Regions from separate parts of the Homo sapiens genome. Here region 2 is linked to region 1. A link is a loop called in an ENCODE intact Hi-C map of the cell type or tissue named here. Cell type or tissue: Caco-2. All regions are shown on one strand. Links, peaks and the distances in the headings refer to the core of each region. The heading gives the core; the rest is flanking DNA.

Region 1 (11,183 bases), core at 3,419-7,418:
TCATGAATTTCCAGAAAATTAGGAACACCTATTATCCAATATAAGCACAGAAATACATTCACAAACCAATGAGAAAAGAGACTGGTTTTGGATTAGCCATAAATTTTGATTATCCAAATCTGTCTTCTGCCCCTTTCTAATCTACATAGAAAAAAAAGCTCAAATAGCCTATATGTGGCAAATATATCTACTCATAAGAATTTTGCTTAAATTTGCCTTAAAAATTCTGGAACAATAATTTAAAACTGAATTAGTAACACAAATATGGATGCTCTACCTTAAAGGCTGTCAGAAATTCAATAATTAATTCTCCTAATTAAGGTGATAATGAGAAATCAGGTTCATTATAGTTGAATTCCGAAATGCCTGACCCCAACATAAGCATCCTGTACACTGAGCAATGAAAAAGGAGAGTCCTTTTCACATGATAGTGATTTTTAACCAAGAAGAACATTACAAGCACCTGTTGAACTTAAAAAAAAAAAAGTAGGCAGGGTGCGGTGGCTCATGCCTGTAATCCCAGCACTTTGGGAGGCTGAGGTGGTTGGATCACGAGGTCAGGAGATCAAGACCATCCTGGCCAACATGGTGAAATCCCGCCTCTACTAAAAATACAAAAATTAGCTGGGCGTGGTGGAGTGTGCCTGTAATCCCAGCTACTCGAGAGGCTGAGGCAGGAGAATCACTTGAACCCAGGAGGCAGAGGTTGCAGTGAGCCTAGATCGCGCCACTGCACTCCAGCCTGGGCGACAGAGCGAGACTCAGTCTCAAAAAAAAAAAAAAAAAATTACATGCTTGGAGTCTCCAGCCACAAAGATTTTATCCAGTAGGACACTTATACTTTGTAAAACCTCCAGAAGTGACTCTGATACGTACCCTAAGCTGTCTCACGACCAAGAAACTCTGCAACCTGAATGTTAATTTCTGTAACATTCAGATGTTATAGGATACATTCAGTATGCTGATTTGGTTGGTCTAAGTATGACGACTATATATACCTCCTTTTTTTTTTTTTTTTTTGAGACAAAGTTTCACTCTTGTTGCCCAGGCTGGAGTGCAGTGGCGTGTTCTCAGCTCACTGCAACCTCCTCCTTCCAGGTTCAAGCAATTCTCCTGCCTCAACCTCCCAAGTAGCTGGGATTACAGGCACACTCCACCACGCCACCATGCCTGGCTAAATTTTTGTATTTTTAGTAGTGATAGAGTTTCACCATGTTGGCCAGGCTGGTTTCAAACTCCTGACCTCAGATGATCCACCTGCCTCGGCCTTCCAAAGTGCTGGGATTACAGGTGTGAGCCACCGAGCCTGGCCCCTATACCTCCTTTCTACAACACTCTGTTGTCTTTCACTAAGGTTTGATTCAGTGCAGAACTAAGTACCTGACTTCTGAAGAAACAAAAAAGAAAAAAAAAGCAACACATAAGCCAGGAAATATCAACTCTGAGCTGGGTGAGTTAGGTACCAGTTTATAAAAACTTTTTAAAATGAAGGAACCAAAAAAAAAAAAAAAATCAATGCTATGTGGAAACTTGTAAAATAAAACAATAAAAGATAAATATAAAAATAAAAAAGAACTCATTACCAAATGAAAACAGAGCCCAAGAAAGGATTTAATGCCCAGGTCTGGCTCATCAAAACATAATCTAGTATTTGCCACTAGGGCTGTAACCCAGCAGTCTTAAATTTAAAAAGCAATTAGAGTATTTCACAGGTGCACAGTCAAATTGTCACATCCCAATGGACAACAAACATTTTAGGGTAAAACCTGACCACCTCAAAACATCTAAAAACTGTCTTTTTTATTTCCTCACAAAAAAGTAGTAGCCTCCTTTTAAGCACAAGACATACATTCAAAAACCCCCAGTAGATGTCTGAAATGGCAGATATTATCGAACCCTACATATACTAGGTTTTTTCCTCTACGTACGTACCTATGATAAAGTTTAATTTATAAATTAGACACAGTAAGAGCAGGTGTGAGCAGTAAGACACAGGTTGTGAGCATGGTGACTCACACCTGTAATCCCAGCACTTTGGGAGGCTGAGGCAGGGGGAATCACTTGAGCCCAGGAGTTTCAGACCAGCCTGGACAACCAGTAAGATCCCAACTGTATAAAAAAAATTAAAAATTAGCCCGATGTGGTGATATATGCCTGCAGTCCCTGCTACTCGGGAGGCTGAGGCAGGAAGACCACTTGAGGCCAGGAGTTTGAGGCTGCACTGAGCTGTGATCATACTACTGCACTGCAGCCTAGGCAACAGAGGGAGACCCTGTCTGTTAAAAAAAAAAAAAAAGAAAAAAAAATTATAACAATGTGTTGTGATGAAAGTTATGTGAATATGGTGTCTTTTTCTTTCTATCAAAATATTGTACTGTACTCACCCTCTTTGTGATGATGTGAGATGATAAAATGCCTATGGGATGAGATGAAATGGGGTGAATAATGTAGTGTTTAAAACTTAGTGATTTATTTATCTCTGGAATTTTCCATTTAATATTTTCACATCTTGGTTGTCTGAGGGTAACTGAAATCACAGAGAGCAAAAACAAGGATAAGGTTGGGGGGACTACAGTACTTCAATCCTCATTCTTCTCTTGACTGTTCTGGCTACCTCTGCTAATCCCTTCAAAAGACTAGTCTGTACCTTACAAGGATTAGCAGAGAGAGGAAAGAAACTTCCTGTATGAAAACAATCATGTTATCTTCATTTCAATTCTTAGGAAAATAATTCAGAAGAAGTTGGTTATATACCAAAGAAACTGACCTTAATGGAGAATAAACAAAAGCCATGGTTCTCAACCTGAGATCAGCCCTCTGCCAAAAGAAGTCCAACACACACTTCCAAACTGACCAATCAAACAACAAAACCCCAAACTTCAATGCCTCCAAATGCTCTGAATCAATCTCTCCCTGAAGCCTTCTTGGAAATCAGTAGGAGCTGGAATATTAGCTATCATAAATTCATTGTTTTCCAAAGCCTTCAGGGGATTAATTCTTCAAAGTCTCTAAGGATATCCTTTCTCCTTAATTTCACAATGACCTTGCACCTCAAAGCTAAGAACAGTAACATCAGCAACAGCTAACATTTATTGGTTACTTACTATAATGCTAGGCACTGTGCTGAATGCTTAACTCTTTTCATCTCATTTAATCCTCACAATAACCCTATGAGGTCAGTACTATTATTTACTTCCTCCATTCAGATGAGAAAAGTGGGTCTTTTTTGAATATCTTTTCTGCTCTTCTGCTCTGAAAGTCCTAAGCCCTTAGATATTCATTCCAATTTTAGGTTCCTGTCAGTTTGTCCACAAAGAGTTAAAGATATATAAGGATATTTTTAAAAGAAAAAAATCATACCTACTGCCCAGCGTTACATTTTAAAGTTTTTGGTAATTTCAATTTCACTATTAAGAGGGAAGGGTGCTCTACAATAGTAGATATCAAACTTTAGTGTGTATCACAATCAACAGGACAGCTAATGTTAAAACGCAAATTGTTGGGTCTCAGCTGGGCACAGTGGCTTACACCTGTAATCCCAACACTTTGGGAGGCCAAGGCAGGAGGATCGCTTGAAGTTAGGAGTTCAAGACTAGCCTGAACAACATAGTAAGACCCCGTCTCTAAAAAAATTTAAAAATTAGTTGGGCGTGATGGCACACACCTGTAGTCCCAGCTACTGGGGAGGTAGGAAGTGAGGTAGGAGAATCACTTGAGCATGGGAGGTTGAGGCTGCAGTGAGCCTTGATTGTGCCACTGTATTCCAGCCTGGGCAACAAAGTGAGACCCTGTCTCAAAAAAAAAAAAAAAAAAAAAATTTTCTGGGTCTCAAGCCTAGAGTTTCTAACTTTAGGGACTGGGAGGAGGTCTGAGATCCAAATTTTTATCGAATTCTCATTTGCTGCTGATACAGGGCCCACTAATTTATATGAAGGGAAAAGAAAGTAGTCCCCTCTCACCTTAGCTATCACCTTATGTGAAGACACTTCTCTACAGAGTACTTTCAACAAGACAGACACTTAGGGTTTAAAACACCTCCAGGGTCTGACAGCTTAAAGATTTATTTTTTTTCTCCCCACTTCACAAAGGCTTCAATGGCACCACTAACATGAAGGCACATGAAATCCAGAAAAAGGAAAATTAAGGACAGAATATTTATAAACTTTGCTAAGAACTTCTTACTGCTCACATTTTACTTCAGCCTGAAGTCCTTCCTTTGGGCCTCCTTGAGCAACAGATGCCAAAAGAAAAGTAGATTGCTTTGTAATACCAACCCCCAAAACAAGGATGGGCTCTTAAAATATAATAGAACTTTGCCCTGTGAACAGAAAATCTCAAAATGCTCCAAATTCCTCCTTAGTTCACCTTAGCTATCACAAAGGTCTCTCTTTTATCACACTATCCTTCATCTCAAAAGAGCTATTGCTCTTACCCAGGACTGACCCAAAGTCTACACTTTCTTAGGCAGCTTAAATATTGACTATGTCAATGTCATCTAGGATGAATGACTTTAGGGAATAGGATTTGTTAAAAATGTCTCCTCGGTCAGCCAGGAAAGGTTCTTCTGTGGGTGCTCTGAACCATGACTAAACTGTACCGAGAGAAATATATTTTAAAATATTAATATGGTCTGGCACCTTCCTGATGCTAATGGTTCCAGGCCCACCCCAATGGCACAACTGGGAAATTAAGTGAAGAGAAAAGCCATCTTCCCTCTGCTCTCTATTTCAAATGGTCCTCCTCCACAGCTTTGCCACGCACAGACTCATTCTATACATATACACAGAGATACAACATGCTCATACACACAAATAACTCTCCACAGGAACTGAAAATCAAAGCCTAACCCCATGGTTTTTAAGTGAGCAAGTCCAATTTCCTTCTTTGTAGCTCTTGACACATGCTGGCTGGGAGCCGTCTGGATTTTTTCTGCCTTGTTCCTGCACCAGAAGGCTCTGCACTGCAGGTCAGGGGATGATAAGGAAATGAACAGTGTAATTTCCAAGGCCTCTGAACACAGCCCTGTCAGCAGCTCTGGAGGCGGGTTACTCAAGCATGGCTTGAAGAGTGAAAACCACAGAGAGAGGGCTCAGACAGCCAGCAGTGGCAGGATCTCAGCTGTGTATGTTACTGCCACATCCCAAGCCCTGCTGCCTCCCTGGATGAGCTCTGCTGGTAAAAGCTCTTATACCCAAATGGCAAAAATACAAGTTCACACTGGGGGAGGAAGATTAAGGGCTAAGACTTAGATTTTTTCCATGCAGTCTTGTGTAGAAACAAAAACACTTAGCACTACTCCAGTGTCCGTGAGATTGCATATTCCGGCAAAACCACAGTAACATCTATCCAACATACCCAACCCCATGCCAGGGATATGGCCAGAAAAGAAGCTCGATTCATATGAAGTCTGAAATTCAACAGGCCACTTCAATATGCCCTAAGCTAATTTTTGGTCTTCCCCCCACCTCCAACTATAATTATCAGGGGCTTTAGAACACATCACCACCATGAAAATTTCCCAGCCTAGATTTGGAACTTCTTCAGACCATAGTGCTAAAAAGTCTTAGCTAACATGTATATCTATTCATACTGGGATTCCTGTAAAGTGGAATGTTGTTGTATTTCAGTACATTATTGCCTAGGAGAGACTAAGACCAATTTCCACTCAAACTGTATTTTTCTTTTTTCTAATATTTATTGAATGCTTCCTACGTGCCAGGCACTAAGTGTTTTATATGAATTAGCTAACTTAATCTAAAGACAAACTTTTTTTTTTTTCTTGAGACAGAGTTTTGCTCTTGTTGCCCAGGCTGGAGTGCAACAGCACAATCTCAGCTCACTGCAACCTCTGCCTCCCGGGTTCAAGTGATTCTCCTGCCTCAGCATCCTGAGTAGCTGGGACTACAGGCATGCACCACCACGCCCGACTAATTTTGTATTTTTAGTAGAGACAGGGTTTCTCCATGTTGGTCAGGCTGGTCTCGAACTCCCGACCTCAGGTGATCCACCCGCCTTGGCCTCCCAAAGTGCTGGGATTATAGGCGTGAGCCACCGCGCCCGGCCTAAAGACAAACTTAAAGGCTGGGTGTGACGGCTCATGCCTGTAATCCCAGCACTTTGGGAGGCCAAGGCGGGTGGATCACTTGAGCCCAGGAGCTCGACACCAGCCTGGCCAACACAACGAAACCCTGTCTCTACTAAAAATACAAAAATTAGCCAGGCATGGTGGTGCATGCCTGTAATCCCAGCTACTCTGGAGGTTAAGGCAGAGGTTGCAATGAGCAGAGACTGCACCACTGCACTCCAGCCTGGGCGGCAGAGTGAGACTCCCTCTCATAAATAAATAAATAAATACAAACTTATGTAGGTGCTATTTCTCTCATTTTGCAGATAAGAAAACTGAGGAAGAACAATTAAGAAACTTGGTCAAGATCACTCAGTAAATAAGTGCAAAGGTAGGAAACAAAGCCAGGTAGTCTGGCTCCAGAGTTCACACTTTTTAAAAAATTTATTATTATTATTTTTTTGAGACGGAGTCTCACTCTGTTGCCCAGGCTGGAGTGCACTAGTGCGATCACAGCTCACTACTGCAGCCTCAACCTCCCAGGCTCAAGCCAGGAGGCCTGGCTAGAGTTTACGCTTTTAGCCACTAAATTATACATAAGAGTTGATGTGAAATTCAAGTTTAGAAGGCTGGTGTTTTAAATGAGAAGTGGCCCCGAATACTTACCTTGAAAGGAAAATTCTCAAACTTTGATGTATATAGCAATTATCTGGAGAGACTTCTGGAAGTACAGATTTCTGGGCCCTTACCCCAAAAACTTATTCGGCATATCTAGGGTAGGGTCCAAGAATGTGCATTTTTGATACTCTGGTGATGTACATGGTTTTATGGGACACACTTTTAGGAACTCTGCTGTAGACGGTAAACTGTAAGCTCCTCAAAAAGCAGAGACCATCTCTGTTTTATTTACCAGTGTATACCCAATACCAAGTAGAAAACCTAGTATCTAAAATGCATTCAATTAATGTACTGACTGAATGAAAAGTGATAACAATTAGCCAACAGTATATCTTCTCTACAAAATACTTAGTAATATCCACAATACATTTGAAGGTCTGCCTATTAGTGATGTGTCCAAGGAAGAAGCACTAGAACAGGGTTTTTTTTCTTACCTGCAATTGCCAAGTAAAGAAAGAACTATTCCTCAATTATTATAATGAAAATTTGGCTGGATGAAATATTCCAGAACACACACACATATATCATAAGTAGTCAAGCTCAAAGTAGCAGTTTTAAAGTAACTTTCCTTCTTTATAAATAACAGGATAGGTTCAGTGCCAGCTGTAATGGTTATTCTTTGCAAACATCATTCATTACCTTACCTAAAATCCTAAACTCAAAGATCCTTTGTTTATTGAGTGTCTACAATGTTAAAGTCACTGTGAAAAACAAGTGAAAGCAGTTTTGGGGTAAAAGCAATTTTGGAGTATGTAAGCATTTTCATCTAATGTTTCAAGGTAGTCTTTACATTGAAAAAATGGCTGGGTGTGGTGGCACACACTTGTAGTCCCAGCTACTTGCGAGGCCAAGGCAGAAGTGCATAAGTGAGACCAAGGCAGAAGTGCATAAGTGAGGCCAAGGCAGAAGTGCATAAGCCCAGGAGTTCAAGATCAGCATTGGCAACATAGCGAGACCCTGCCTTAAAAATAAGCAAATAGGCTGGGTGTGGTGGCTCATGCCTGTAATCTCAGCACTCTGGGAGGCCGAAGCAGGTGGATCACTTGAAGTCAGGAATTTGAGACCAGCCTGGCCAACATGGTGAACCCCTATCCCTACTAAAATTAAAAAAAAAAAAAAAAAACTAGCCAGGCATGGTGGTATGCACTTGTAATCCCAGCTACTCGGGGAGCTAAGGCAGGAGAATCGCTTGAATCAGAGGCAGAGGCTGCAATGAGCCGAGATCGTGCCACTGCACTCCAGCCTGGGTGACAGAGTGAGTCTCCATCTCGAAAATAATAATACTAAGAAAATAACAAATAAAGTGGGAAAATTGAGAATCCTTCCTGACAGTTAAAGATTTGTTAAGAATCCCAGAGTAACAACATGCCATAAGAATTTGGTGTCTACAAATCTGGCTTTGCCAGTGACTACCTGTGAGATGCTGGGCAAGTCACAGGACTTCACTGGTCTTAGTTTCTTCTATAAAATGAGGAAATTGGACAAGATAATCTTTCTCTGGAACTGCCTTGAATTACAACACCTAGAAGGAAAACAGAGTTTCTGAATGAAAAAATAAATTAAGCTTGTAGTTACAGAATGCAACTCTGTCCCACATAAATATCAACTTCTTTTTAATGTTTTCCATGAAGGAAAATCTTGAGGGCATTTGGTTTCAGGAAGCAAAGCTGACTGCTCTGCCATCAATAGCTGAGAAATAACAGCTAGTGGAAGAAGGCGTTAAGAAAGCCTTGGATCAGAAGGAATAAAAGAGACCTGACCTTGGTTAGGCAATGAGGGACTACAATACAAGAGAACTAAGCTAGAAGGCACAAATTAGGGCAGGAATACAAAACCAATGGCAAAGGAAGATGCTCTTAAGAACACAGGATATGATAGCATGCATGATCAGAAGTTGAAAGAGCAAAGAGCACACTTTATGGTTTTCTTTGTATCCTAAACTAATGGGGGAAGTGGTAAATATATGCAGCATTCTGAAAGCAGCAGAAGCTGACATTCAAACACGGGAAAAGCAAAGTGCAGTGTTCCTACCTTGCAAGATCAAAAGCAGCAGCTAAAGACATGTGAGGGGGAGCTTCTGGTTAGAAACTTCTAGATCCTTTCTTTAACTACTAGAGCCTACTTGGCTATTTTATATGATTTGGGGGAAAAGAAGGAGTCTCACCTTAAACTCCTGGTCGTAAGCCCTGACAAAGTCAGCACAGATAGATCGTTGCCATCTGTGGTTTGTAAATTCCTTTTTTCTTGCCTGTCAGAGTGGCGACATAAGCACTAAGCTCAGGACACTCAGACAGGCGCCTGCCCTCCTCCCTACCTCCCCTTCCATCCCTAACTTAACAATCCATCAATCAAACTAAAGGCAAGGGAACAGGCAAGAGCTGGAAGGCTCTGTCTTGTTTATTCCTCAACATTCCCTCCCCCATCTCTTCAGCTGGCAGGAAGTATGAGGCAGAAGTGTTCAATAACAATTCAGAGCAGCAGCAGTTGCTAAGAGCCATCTCTGGTCTCTCCTAGAACTCTGGGAAACAGCACAGAGCTCACTCTGTCAGAGGAAGGTATGGTCGAGCAAAAGTGGGATCCCATGAAGGGAAATCCACATCCTTGTCTGACAGAAAATTTCCCAGGCCATAGCCTGAGATATCTACCTTCACAAAGAAGAACATGAGATAGATAATTTCTCTCTTTCTTTTTTTTTTTTTTTGAGACAAGGTCTGGCTCTATTGCCTAGGCTGGAGTCCAGTGGTGCCGTCTCAGCTCAATGCAACCTCCACCTCGCAGGCTCAAGCTATCCTTCCACCTCAGCCTCCCCAGTAGCTGGGATTACGGGTGCACACCACCAATGCCCGGCTAATTTTTGTAGAGACAGGGTTTCACCATGTTGCCTAGGCTGGTCTCAAACTCCTGAGCTTAAGCAATCTGCCCACCTAGGCCTCCCAAAGTGCTGGGATTACAGGCATGAATCACCAGGCCCAGCCAGTAATTTCAATATTCAAATCTTCCTCATTGGCTAGTAGTCAACACTGCTACTCTGCACCACAGAATTCAGTCAAGAAACTTCCCAAATTTTATGAGTTCTTCCTCTTCATGACAGTTCCCAGTTGAGAGGATGCAATTCTTAGATTATATCAAAACATCTGTTTTGCTATTTTGGTTCTGTTTGTTATCCCTACATAGAAACGTCCCAAACCACAGGCAAGCCCATTTCTCAGAGAGAAAATTTTAAAGAAGTTTTCAAAGACTTTGCTTATAAATTATAGTACTAATCATCAAATACTCACTGAGCACCTATTATGCCCCAAACCGGAGATTGTTGTTTCTCAAAAACCGCTCCTCTGCATGGTTCCTAACTTCCTTTCCTTTAACTTGCCTCTTCTGCTCCTCCCAGTCCAGAAATGTTCTCTCCCTGCACAGCATGTTTTAATCTCCTAGCAACTTCCAAACATTTATTTAAATAATTATTTATTTCAATAGCCAAAGGTAATATGGAAAGGCACCCTCAGGACCAGACTGTCCAAAAGGGTTGAGGGAACAGGGGAAGGAATTGAGAAAGCAGGTTCTTGCTTATGGTTACATGAAACTGTATAGCAAATTTTCTGCTTCTAAAAGTAATTGCCAGCAATTTTCTCTATCTTTCAAAAACTGAAGCACAGTCTCTTTCCCTTTTCTTTCTCATTCTGCTGCCCCATTCTCAGAGTCTCCCTGGGAGGCAAAGCTTATATGGCAAAGCAACATTATTAAGGGACAAAACTCCCTGGCACCAGGATGTATTCTTAGCTGAACATACTGCATCTTTCAGCCCAATTATAATCTGAAGGGCAGCCACCCAATCAGTCCCTGCACCTCTATGTGAGAAAATGGGTTCCATTTGCTTCTCTGTTAGAGACAATCATGGACATTTACACTTAAATCCAACATAAAGCTAAGCAATATTAATCCTTTCATCCACAGACTATCACTGGGCTTAGAAGGTTGCAACATAAGTACTCTAAAATTTAGATAGGAGAATGAAGGTCATCCTCAGAAGTACTTTTTAGCACAGGAAGAATAATGATTATGAATATGGATATATGGCAAGAGTTTCTTGAAGCCAGATGTAGGGAACAGTCTAATGGGCCTGGAACAGAAGCAACAACTGCTAGTACTCCTAAGCCTCTTTAAAACAGTATTATCCATCTGTACCCGAGAGAAAATAGCAAATCACAGCCAGCACAGGATGAGCCAAGCTAGTAACCAGCTGGAACCTGACTCTGCTGAAGTGGACTATAGCATCTGCCACCTAAACACAGGCAGCCTCTCTGGCAGCTGCCACTGGTAAAAGGGAATGAGCCACTGTATTATTAGTGGAAGAAACTCACAGACCTGCTACTGGAGAAGCCCAGATGTTGCTAAGAGCTACAGATGTGCCAGAGGCAAAGACCAAAATACCGACAGCAAAGAAAGC
Region 2 (11,183 bases), core at 3,453-7,452, 59 kb before region 1:
TCAAGGCCGGGCTCACACCTGTAATACCAGCACTTTGTGAGATCACTTGAGGTCAGGAGTTTGAGACCAGCCTGACCAACATGGCGAAATCTTGTCTCTACTAAAAAAATACAAAAATTATCCAGGCGTGGTGGTGGGCACCTGTAACCCCACCTACTTGGGAGGCTGAGGCAGGAGAACTGCTTGAACCCAGGAGGCAGAGGCTGCAGTGAGTGAAGATCTCACCACTGCCCTCCAGCCTGGGCGATCCTGGGTGACAGAGTGAGACTGACTGAAAAAAAAGACTCAACTACATAAAACTAGAGAGTTTGAATCCTGTTCTACTATTTCCTGGCTTAACCTCTGGCATCCAGTTTACCCATATGTAAAATGGATAATAATAGTACTTAACTTATACGGTTGCTGTGAAGAATAATTACAATCACCACCCAAAAGGATAACAATAAAAATTAAAAAATAAAAATATATTATATAAAAATATAAAAGTACAATAAAAATAGCAGCTGTTTATATAACTTTTTACCATGCACCAGGCATTATTCTATGTATTCTACATTTATTAACCCATTTAATCTATTCATATAATACATTTAAAGTGCCAGCACTATATTTAGCAAACAGTAAATAAATGTTTGCTCTCTTTCTTATTATCACCATGATCAGTGGCAGTATTATTAGCTCTTCTTATGAGGTGCCTAAGCCCTCTGTGTTTCTGCTCTGCTGAGGGATCTATACCCAAAAGTTTCATATCTTCCCCTCTAGAATTCCTATTTTCCCCTCTTGGATAAACACCCTACAGAAGGAATTTGTTATCAACCTTAGCACTTACTCTGTGCAAATCATCTCTTACGTCTAGCATCAGCATGGACTTTTAAAAAGAAAAAGATATGACTGTCCATATAGATCATATGCTTTATTTATGTATTTAGAGACAGAGTCTCGCTCTGTTGCCCCGGCTGGAGTGCAGTGGCATGATCCCGGCTCACTGCAACTTCCGCCTCCCAGGTTCAAGTGATTCTCCTGCCTCAGCCTCCCGAGTAGCTGGGACTACAGGTGCGTGCCACCACACCTGGCTAATTTTTGTATTTTTAGTAGAGACGAGGTTTTGCTATGTTGGCCAGGCTCGTCTCGAACTCCTGACCTCAGGTGATCCACCTGCCTCGGCTTCCCAAAGTGCTGGGATAACAGGTGTGAGCCACTGCGCCTGGCCAAAACTAAGCTAATTTTACTAATCCAAAAAAACATAACATGAAAATAATAGGAGTGAACTCATCGTGATAATATTAGTATCTCGAGTTTCTAGAATTAAACACAATGCTCCTTTTGAATCTCTCACTAAAGACAAACTAGAATCCATATACTTGACCATAATCATCAAAATATAATTAGAAGGCTTAAAGAAACAAAGAAGTCCAGAACCTTGGTTCCACTTTCCAGACTCATCTACTAATATACATGAACAATTGATGATGCTACTCTTCCTTAAGAATCTTGATTGATTAGAACATGGCTTCTAAGCAAGGCCACCAGGAACTGTTTTCCTGGTATCTATTGCTTTGAGAAACATATTTATGCTTAACCATCTCAAATGCCTTTTATAAAAGTATTTAAATGATAAAGATGAGAAGAGAAAAAGATATAATGAGAGGTAGTATAGTTATAACTGTGGAAGATATAAGTCAGATTACCTGGATTTTAATCCTGGCTCCACAAACCACCAACCAGGCCACGTTTCTTAGCTTGCTAAAACTCACTATGCTCATGTATAAAGTGGGAATAAGAGAGCTCTCGGCCAGTCAGGCACAGTGGCTCACGCCTGTAATCTCAACACTTTGGGAAGTTAAGGCAGGGGGATCACTTGAGCACAGGAGTTTGAGACAAGCCTGGGCAATATAGCGAGACCCCTATCTCTATTTTAAAAAGTAAGAAAGAAAGAGTTCCTATCTCATAGAGATATTGTAAGATGTGATCTAGGCAATTCCGTTCTTGGCACACAGTGCAAGAGCAATAAATTAAAGCTTAAAAAAATACACCAGAAAGAAAAAGAAAAGTCAAGAACATTCTGTGGGCATTTATTGCATTTGCTTTTTAACTCAGAAAAGACACTACAGAAAAAAACTTAACTAGCTGTCTAACACTGCTTCCATCTTGGCTCTCAATGATACACACAAAAGGATGGTTTATCAATGCATTCTGTTTCTCCAGCATAAACCCAAAGGTTGAACAACAAATTTCTGTTCAGAAGGAGAAGTGCTAAGACAAGATGATAAAACTATTGATTCTTTTTCACAAGGAGACTCACTGTGAGAGCAAAAGGGAGCCCTCTAACCCCAGTCTGGGGAGGGGGCTACTGAATTGGCACACTTTTTACATATTCAGAAGTATCTTCTACCTGCTTGGATTTTCTAAGCACAACAAAGGCTTTGGCTTTTAGCATTTAAGAGAAAAGATACTCCTTGGGGAAAGAGCATGAGGGAACTGATAGGAAATTGTCCCCAGGAGGTTTTCCTAAACTATCTCAAACATAATGTAGAATTACTGTTACCACTTTATTAATTCAACAAATATTTATTAGGCATCCTCTATGTGTCAGGCATTTTTCTACAGTTCCTGAGAATAAGGGAAACCAAACAGATGAGGTTCTAGCTCTCCTGGTACTCTTATATAATAGAGGAGAAAGTAAGCCCATAACAAACAAGAAACTATCTAAGAGGAATAAATGCCACAATGAAAATCAAACACCATGATATGATATGGACTATCCAGGAAGTTATTTTAGATTAGATGGTCAGAAGAAGCTTCAATGAGAAGATGATATTTTAACTGAAACCTGAATGACTAGCAAGGGCCCATTTGTATCCCAGAGGGGTATCAGAGGGAGTGGAAAAAGAAGGTAGTAAAAAGCCACATATATACATAGAGCAAGCTTCATATGTTTGAGAAAAAGAAAGAAGGCCAGTGTGGCTAGAGTACAGAGGTAGTAAGAGTGGTTAAGATAATATCTGCAAGGTAAACAAACCACATCATGTTAAAGCCCCAGAGAGGTTTAGGACTTAGTTAAAAATCACACAAATTGTTCTCAGCAAAGCTAGAATTTAACTCCATAGAAGTCTAACCCTAAGTCCATGGCCTTTCTAGAACACCACAGTTAACATATCTTATTCATCCTTATGAATGGGAACCTAGCTCAGTGTTTTACACATTGTAGATGTTCAGTAAATGTTCAGTGAAAGAAAAGGAAAAAGCCTAAATACCTAGGCATACCACTTTTCATCTCTGTTCTGGTCAGAAAACTGTCAAGCACCTATCCAAACACTGAATACTCTTACTGAAGATTAATAGGACCTACAGTTGTGATTCTTAATCATGGATGCACACCAGAATCACCTGGGAAACTTTAAGAACTACTGACGCATGGAAATCATCAGAATATCAGAAATTCTGATATATGTGGTCTGGGATGTAGGGGGATTGGGATTTTCAAGAGCTCCTCAAGTTATTCTAATGTCCAGCCCAAGTTGAGAACCACTGCTCTAGAGGTTCCCAAATATAAAACCATATGAAAAAGCCATCTCACCAATTGCTGCTGGGCATGAGGTACATGACAAAGTGACAAGGAACAATAAGGTTTTCGGGGGTGTAGGGTTACTGGAGTGAGGAGAAACAAATTTAAAAGTGGCTAAATAACTTGCTACACATGGATAAAAGATGACAGTAGGAAGTACTGTGTAGTATAATAATGGTATTACAGTTATATAAGCAAATGTCCTCATGTTTTTGGAGAGTCATGATAAAGTATTTGGGAGAGAAATGTCATAATGTTTAAAACCTCCAAACTGTTCAGCAAAACAAATACAATCACATATATAGATAAAGCAAATATGACAAAACTTTGACAATTATTGAATCTAGGTGGTGGGTGATCATTTTACTTAACTTTTCTGTATGTTTAAAATTATTCATAATAAAATGTTGGGAGGGAGAAAATATCTCAGCCGGGTACCGTGGCTAATGCCTGTAATCCCAGCACTTTGGGAGGCTGAGGTGGGCAGATCACGATGTCAGGAGATCGAGACCATCCTGGCTAATACGCTGAAATCCCGTCTCTACTAAAAATACAAAAAATTAGTCGGGTGTGGTGGCACGTGTCTGTAGTCCCAGCTACTCAGGAGGCTGAGGCAGGAGAATCGCTTGAACCCGGGAGACAGAGGTCGCAGTGAGCCGAGATCGTGCCACTGCACTTCAGCCTGGGTGACCGAGCGAGATCCTGTCTCAAAATAAATAAATAAATAAAAAATAAATGTTGGGAGGGGGAAAATATCTTGCCACAATATACAGATAATTAATCCATCATATTTGGAAAGCTGTCTTGGTAATTTATTTCTTTTTCTTTAAACTTTATTTCTTCCACAAGAAAACATCTGCAAGTAAATGGTAATTTTTTTAGATGGAATGTTTTTTGTTTTTTTTTTGAGACAGAGTCTTGCTCTGTCGCCAGGCTAGAGTGCAGTGGTGTGATCTCGGCTCAACTGTAACCTCCACCTCCCGGGTTCAAACGATTCTCCTGCCTCAGCCTCCAGAGTAGCTGAGACTACAGGTGCGCACCACCACGTCCAGCTAATTTTTGTATTTTTAGTAGAGATGGGTTTCACCATGTTGGCCAGATGGTCTCGATCTCTTGACCTCATGATCCACACGCCTCGGCCTCCCAAAGTGCTGGGATTACAGAAGTGAGTCATGGCGCCCAGCTGGAATGCAAGGCTTTTTAAAGGAGGTGGCAGTTCACACTATCCCCACTGAAAGAATATAAAATAAAAGCCTGCTTTTAAAGTATTTAAAGTCTGTTTATAAATATTTTCTCTCAACTCTAATTAGCCAGTTCCTTTTTAGCTATTTCCTTATAACTGCCTAATAGGCGAAACTCATATACTCTACAGAGTTTTTGATGCTTCACTCTTTCCAGGAGTCAGATTTCCCAATGCTTATCACAAAGGTTTCTGTCCTGTCAGCAGCTTAAGGTTGCCTGCCATCAAATAGTCCTCACCTCTGAGTGACACTAAGAGGTACCACCCATGACCTGGAAGAGAATGGTGGCCTCCAGTAGAACTGAGTTACATTCTCCTAGGACGTAATATAATCTCTCTCCACTAGCTCTCAAAAGCAGCTCAGAAGCAGTGATCTGTAACAAGGGTCACCCAAGGTAAAACTGGGAAGTAGTTAACACTGTCTCTACCACGCCCTCCACAAGCAGCTGAAGACACTCCAACTCTAAACCTTTCCCTATCTCTTCTATATCTGTTTCCTTTACTACACTTAATTTTAAGCTGTGAATCAATTAAATAAATGAATCCTAACTAGTGTTTAGCTAACTGGCCTTTTAAGAAATGGCTAGAATGTCTAGCTCTTGGCAGTCTCATCAAATCACATCATGGCCACCTATTCTGATACAATTACACTTACACATATTTTGAAGTACCTACCTACACAGAGTGTCTCCTTTAAAGTTCATATAAAATGAAGTCAATTTTTCTTACAGTTTAAATGTCAGTCACTGACTGGTCATGCTTGCTTCTTTCTCCATGGCTTCTCAGGAGGCTCATGCATACATTCATTCATTCATTTTAGAGACAAGGTCTCGATCTGTGGCCCCAGCTGGAGTGTAGTCACATGATCATGGCTCACTACAGTCTTAAACTCGTGGGCTCAAGCAATCCTCCTGCCTCAGTCTCCCAAGACACTGGGATTTCAGGTGTGAGCCACCTTGCCTGGCTAGAAGATGCATCTAAAATAAAATACCTCAATTGGGCCAGGCATGGTGGCTCAAGCCTGTAATCCCAACACTTTGGGAGGTTGAGGCGGGAGAACTGCTTGAGCCCAGGAGTTTGAGACCAGCCTGGCCCACACAGTGAGACCTTGTTTCTACAAAAAATAAACAAAATTAGCCGGGCATGGTGGTGCACACCTTTAGTTCCAGCTACTCAAGAGGTTGATGTGGAAGGGTTGCTTGAGCCCAGGAGGTTGAGGCTCCAGTGAGCCATTACTGTATCACTGCACTCTAGCCTGGGTGACAGAACGAGACTCTATCTCAAAAAATAAAATAAAATAAAATAAAATAAAGTACTTCAATTAAAGAATGCTTTTAAATGAATGTATAGGTCAGTGTAAAGTAAGTACTCACTGTCCTCCTTAGTTTAGTCAAAACTATGGTGAATTTTAAGGAACACAAAAATGAATCTTAGCTCAATATTAAAGATGCTTATTCTAGTAATCTTCCTAACTCCCTTATCTTAAAGAGATGATCAGAATCACCATAACAATCACTTTGAATGCTTTTGCCAAATCTGATTGTCAGTGTTCCATTCTGCTCTCAATATTTCTAAAACTAAAGGCAATAAATTCATTTACAAAAATGCTTACATAACTTGGTAGACATTCTAGCCAGTAGATGTAAACAGTAAAGATGGAGCACTTTTGTAAATTATCAATAGTACTTAGTTTATCCTAGTAAAGGGACAAGCACTTAAAGACAAGCAAAACAAAATTAAGAACTATTAATGGATAAAAGATGTTAGTGGCTGGGTGTGGTGGCTCATGCCTATAATCCCAGCACTTTGGGAGGTCAAGGTGGGTGGATCACCTGAGGTTAGGTGTTCAAGACCAGCCTGGCCAACATGGTGAAACTCCGTCTCTACTAAAAATAGTAATAATAATAATAATAATACAAAAATTAGCCAGGCATGGTGGCACCTGCCTGTAGTCCCAGCTACTCGAGAGGCTGAGGCAGGAGAATTGCTTGAACCCAGGAGGCAGAGGTTGCAGTAAACAGAGATCACGCCACTGCACTCCAGCCTGGGTGACAGACCGAGAATCAAGACTCCGTCTCAAAAAAAAAAAAAGAAAAAAAAAGAAAACCCCGTCTCTACTAAAAATACAAAAAAATTAGCCAGGCGTGGTGGCAGGCACCTGTAGTCCCAGCTACTAGGGAGGCTGAGACAGGAGAATGGCGTGAACCTGGGAGGTGGAGCTTGCAGTGAGCGGAGATCGCACCACTGCACTCCAGCCTGGGCAACAGAGCGAGACTCCGTTTCTAAAAAGAAAAAAAAAAAAAAACAGTTAGTGAGCAATGTGTATAACAATGTATCAGTGACATTACTATCATTCACTGTAATCTAGTGGATGAAGGGAGGTGGTTAAATTTGACATGCTCTTATACGTATCTGGTTTAATAAAACCCAGACCATAGACTGAAGCCACACTGAAATAGGTTATACTTCTCTTCACCTAATTTTCCAGAGGAACATACAGATTCTGGTTTCCCTTGTGAATATGACAAAAAAAAAACCCCACAAAAAACAAAAACAACACAACAAACACATGGATGGATATCTTTATGCCTGAAAACAAAACAAACTGCTTTTTACTTCAAGTGTTGTATAAAGTCAAAACAAACCTTACTCTTTGCTCTCAACTTCTAAATGTTACCCTAACACCCCTGCCACCTTAAATAAGACCCAGCAGTGATCTAACACCCACTATACTTACAGCTCATCTTATGATTATCTTGTACTAATGTGGATTACATAACAAGCAGCTTCTCTGGCCACAACAGCTCTCCCTTCTGAGCCATTCAGGCAATTACAGTAGTCCCCCCTACCCTTAACCTTGGAGGATACATTCCAAGACCCCCGGTGGGTACCTGAAACCACGAATAGTACCTAACCTTACATAAACTGTTTTTTTGATCTGATAACCAACACAGCTACGAAGTGCCTAACTTTGTAGCAGCCAGCGCATACAACATGCATATACTAGATAAAGGCTAACAGTTTACATCCTGGGTGGGACAGGGTGGGATGGTGCAAGATTTCATCATGCTACTCAGAATGAGGCACAATTTAAAATTTAGGCCGGGTGTGGTGGCTCCTGTCTGCAGTCCCAGCTACTCGGGAGGCTAAGGCAGGAGAATCGCTTGAACCCAGGAGGTGGAGGCTGCAGTGAGCAGAGATCGTGTCACTGCGCTCCAGCCTGGGTGACAGAGCGAGACTCCGTCTCAAAAAATAAATAAATAGGCCGGGCACGGCGACTCACGCCTGTAATCCCACCACTTTGGGAGGGATTACATATATATTATATATATATGGGTTTTTTTGTTTTGTTTTGTTTTGTTTTGTTTTGTTTTGAGACAGAGTTTCGCTCTCGTTGCCCAGGCTGGAACAATGGCGCGATCTTGGCTCACCGCAACTTCTGCCTCCTAGGTTCAAGCTATTCTCCTGCCTCAGCCTCCTGAGTAGCTGGGATTACAGGCATGCGCCACCATGCCCGGCTAAATTTTGTTTTTCATAGAGACAGGGTTTCTCCATGTTGGTCAGGCTGGCCTCGAACTCCCGACCTTCAGGTAATCCACCCACCTCGGCCTCCCCAAGTGCCGGGATTACAGGCGTGAGCTACTGCGCCCCGCCAATCTTTTAAATTTTCAGTTATTTTCAATTATTTTTTTTTTTTTGAGGCAGGGTTTTGTTCCACCACCCAGGCTGGAGTGCAGTGATGCGATCATGGCTCACTGCAGCCTCGATTTGCTGGGTTCCATCAATCCTCCCACCTCAGCCTCCCGAGGGAGCTGGGACTACAGGCATATGCCACCACACCTGGCTAATTTCTGTATATTTTGTAGAGATGGGATTTTACCATGTTCCCCAGGCTTGTCTTGAACTCTTAGGCTCACGTGATCCTCCTACCTTGGCCTCCCAAAGTGCTGGGATTACAGGTGTGAGCCACCATGCCCAGACTAAAATTTTTTAGTTTTTATTTTTTGAGACAGGGTCTTGCTCCATTGCCCAGGCTGGAGTGCAGTGGCGTGATCATGGCTCACTGCAGCCTTGACCCCCAGGCTCAAGTGATCTTTCCACTTCAGCCTCCCAAGTAGCTGGAACTACAGGTGTGCACCACCAAGCCTGGAGGTTATCCTCCCTCCATACGTTAGACAATTGGACTTCAGAAGTAAACTCACCTCTTAGTTGACATATGTGCTCTCCCCCTCTCCTAGACACACACACACACACACACACACACACACACACACACTCACGCTTACCCTCTTTTCCTCTCTCTTAAGAAGCTGCTGCTAGAAAATAAAAAGAACTTGCTGCTAATATTAAAATTTTTACTGAGATTTGATTGTTTAGGGATGAATGTATGAGTTAATTTTTTTTTTTTGGCTGGCTTCTTCTTTAAACTCGGGCTATAGTTTAATTACGACAATCATGAAATTATTGCAAATAAACAAAGAATGTAAAACTCCCTTCCTATTTGTCTAGCACTACTAAACTTGAGAAGTGTAATATAATTATATAGACTGATCTCAGCCAGGAACTCTAAGCACTTGTGTGGCTGTGATATAGAAGGATTACTAATAAATTGAGCCCGGTGTGGGTGTCACATTAGTGCCTTCATCACATTAAATGATATAGGCAACCAGGCATAGTGGTAGGATGACCAGCTTTGAAGTCACATAGATTTAGGAGATAAATCAACTTCTGCTTCTTTCTAGTTGTGTGATCTTGGGGGCATAAATGTTTCTAGGCCAAAGTTTCTTCAAATGCCAAGGCTATTGTGAGATTATCAAGAGAAATTGTTGCCTAGCATAGTCTACTTTGAAGGCACCCAAAATAAATGATAACTATTCTTACTAATTACAGTGAATTTAAGTGAACAGAACTTTGACAATCATTTTGGGGCCAACATTTATCAATGTTCTTGGCACTATGCCAAACTGAGAAATAGGCTTGTACTTAAGAGAATGAAAAGTGGACCCTGGAGAATGTAAAGATTGAACTGAAATTATTAGGTTTTATACCAGCATCTACTAGTTTTGAAGTTTGGAGATTTATAAAACTCAAAAAGATGATTTGGATGTCAGGCAGTACATTATGATGTCAGGTGGTACATTATAAAATATATCAAAATTTTCACAGGCATTAGGAGGTCTACCCTTATCTCACTGAAACTTAAACACAAACTCCAGTTCTCAAGGTAGCTTAACAAAACATCATGTACTAAGCCCGCTTTGAAAAATAATTGAATGACTTCCATACTCACAATACCCAAACACAACAATGTTCAGTTCCTGGTGTTCAGGAGTGGAAACATAGCATTAACACTTGCCAGGATAGGTTTTTGGCCATACTGTCTTGGTATGCACAAGTTTCTTTCTAGAGACTAGATCTGAAAAAAAGTCAGGAATGAAAATTATTATGAGACTGCCCAGGCATGGTGGCTCACACCTGTAATCCCAGCACTTTAGGAGGCTGAGGCAAGAGGATTGCCTGTGCCCAGGAGTTCGTGGCTAGCCTGGGCCAACACAGGCAGACCCCATCTAAATCATTTAAAAAAAAAAAAAAAAAAGAAAAAGAAAAGAAAAGAAAGAAAAATATTATGAGAGAATAATTCATTTTACATTATAAAAAGGGAGTTAGCATACAGAAACACTAGGTCTTAAGAGTAATCAAATCTTAAGTAGCATTACTATTTTTTAAAATTAAGATCCTATTTTGGTTTGCTATATTAAAACTGATACAACAAGAAGGCTGGGCAATGGAGACTCAAGTAATCAGTAGAGAGCCAAGAACCTGCCCTCACAAAGATTTCTCTAGAAGAGAAAAACTGACAAACAAGATGACAATATCAGAAAGTAGTAAGTGCTGTTATAAAAATAAAACAAAACAAAGTAATAGGTTAGATAACAAGTCACTGAGGGTACCACGTTAGATAAAGGAGTATGGAAGAGCTGATAACTGAATAAGCTGAGTACTGGGGAGGAACAACCAGGATGAGGGACCAGGAAGTATAAAAACTCTTAAGTAAGAGCAGATATAAAGCCTATGTGGGTGGTATATGAATGGGAATAATGGTAAGATCAGTTTAAGTAGGCAGTTGCAGTCAGATACGTAGAAATTTGGGGCCTTGGTAACAGAATTTAGATTTTATCCTAATTTGGCAAGTCATTTGAGGATTTTTAAGCAGAAGAATTAATGACATTGAGACTATGCTCAAAAATATAAAGATGCTGTTTTTCTCACTGAAGTTCACAGGTTCGTATAAAGCCAACAAATTTTTCAAAGTTCATGAAAAATGTATGGAGGAAATTTAGCACTTAAATTAAAATATACATTCTATGGACTTCAGCC

The links. Hi-C counts contacts between places; a loop is a spot of excess contacts. Peaks named below come from ENCODE experiments on the same cell type or tissue, not always from the same donor. Only the 100,000 strongest peaks of a DNase experiment are listed, where the experiment ranks them.
Region 2: a loop joins it to region 1, with 2.1 times the contacts of the local background. A loop is called at or near these places in 5 of 110 quality-filtered maps.

What each region holds. Positions count from the first base shown.
Region 1 is chr15:64,501,319-64,512,501 of GRCh38, reverse strand. All of the region lies in intron 2 of ZNF609 (zinc finger protein 609), which reads right to left. Among named protein-coding and RNA genes, the nearest start is that of ZNF609, 46 kb to the right of the region's middle. RefSeq lists a silencer at 630-817. In Caco-2, for the core only: no CTCF peak of the experiment used is centred there; a DNase peak (open chromatin) is centred at 4,971.
Region 2 is chr15:64,560,771-64,571,953 of GRCh38, reverse strand. The region is part of intron 2 of ZNF609 (zinc finger protein 609); the gene reads right to left. All of the region lies in intron 4 of LOC101930091 (a long non-coding RNA gene), which reads left to right. Among named protein-coding and RNA genes, the nearest start is that of ZNF609, 110 kb to the right of the region's middle. RefSeq lists enhancers at 7,723-8,292, 8,293-8,862. In Caco-2, for the core only: no CTCF peak of the experiment used is centred there; a DNase peak (open chromatin) is centred at 5,083.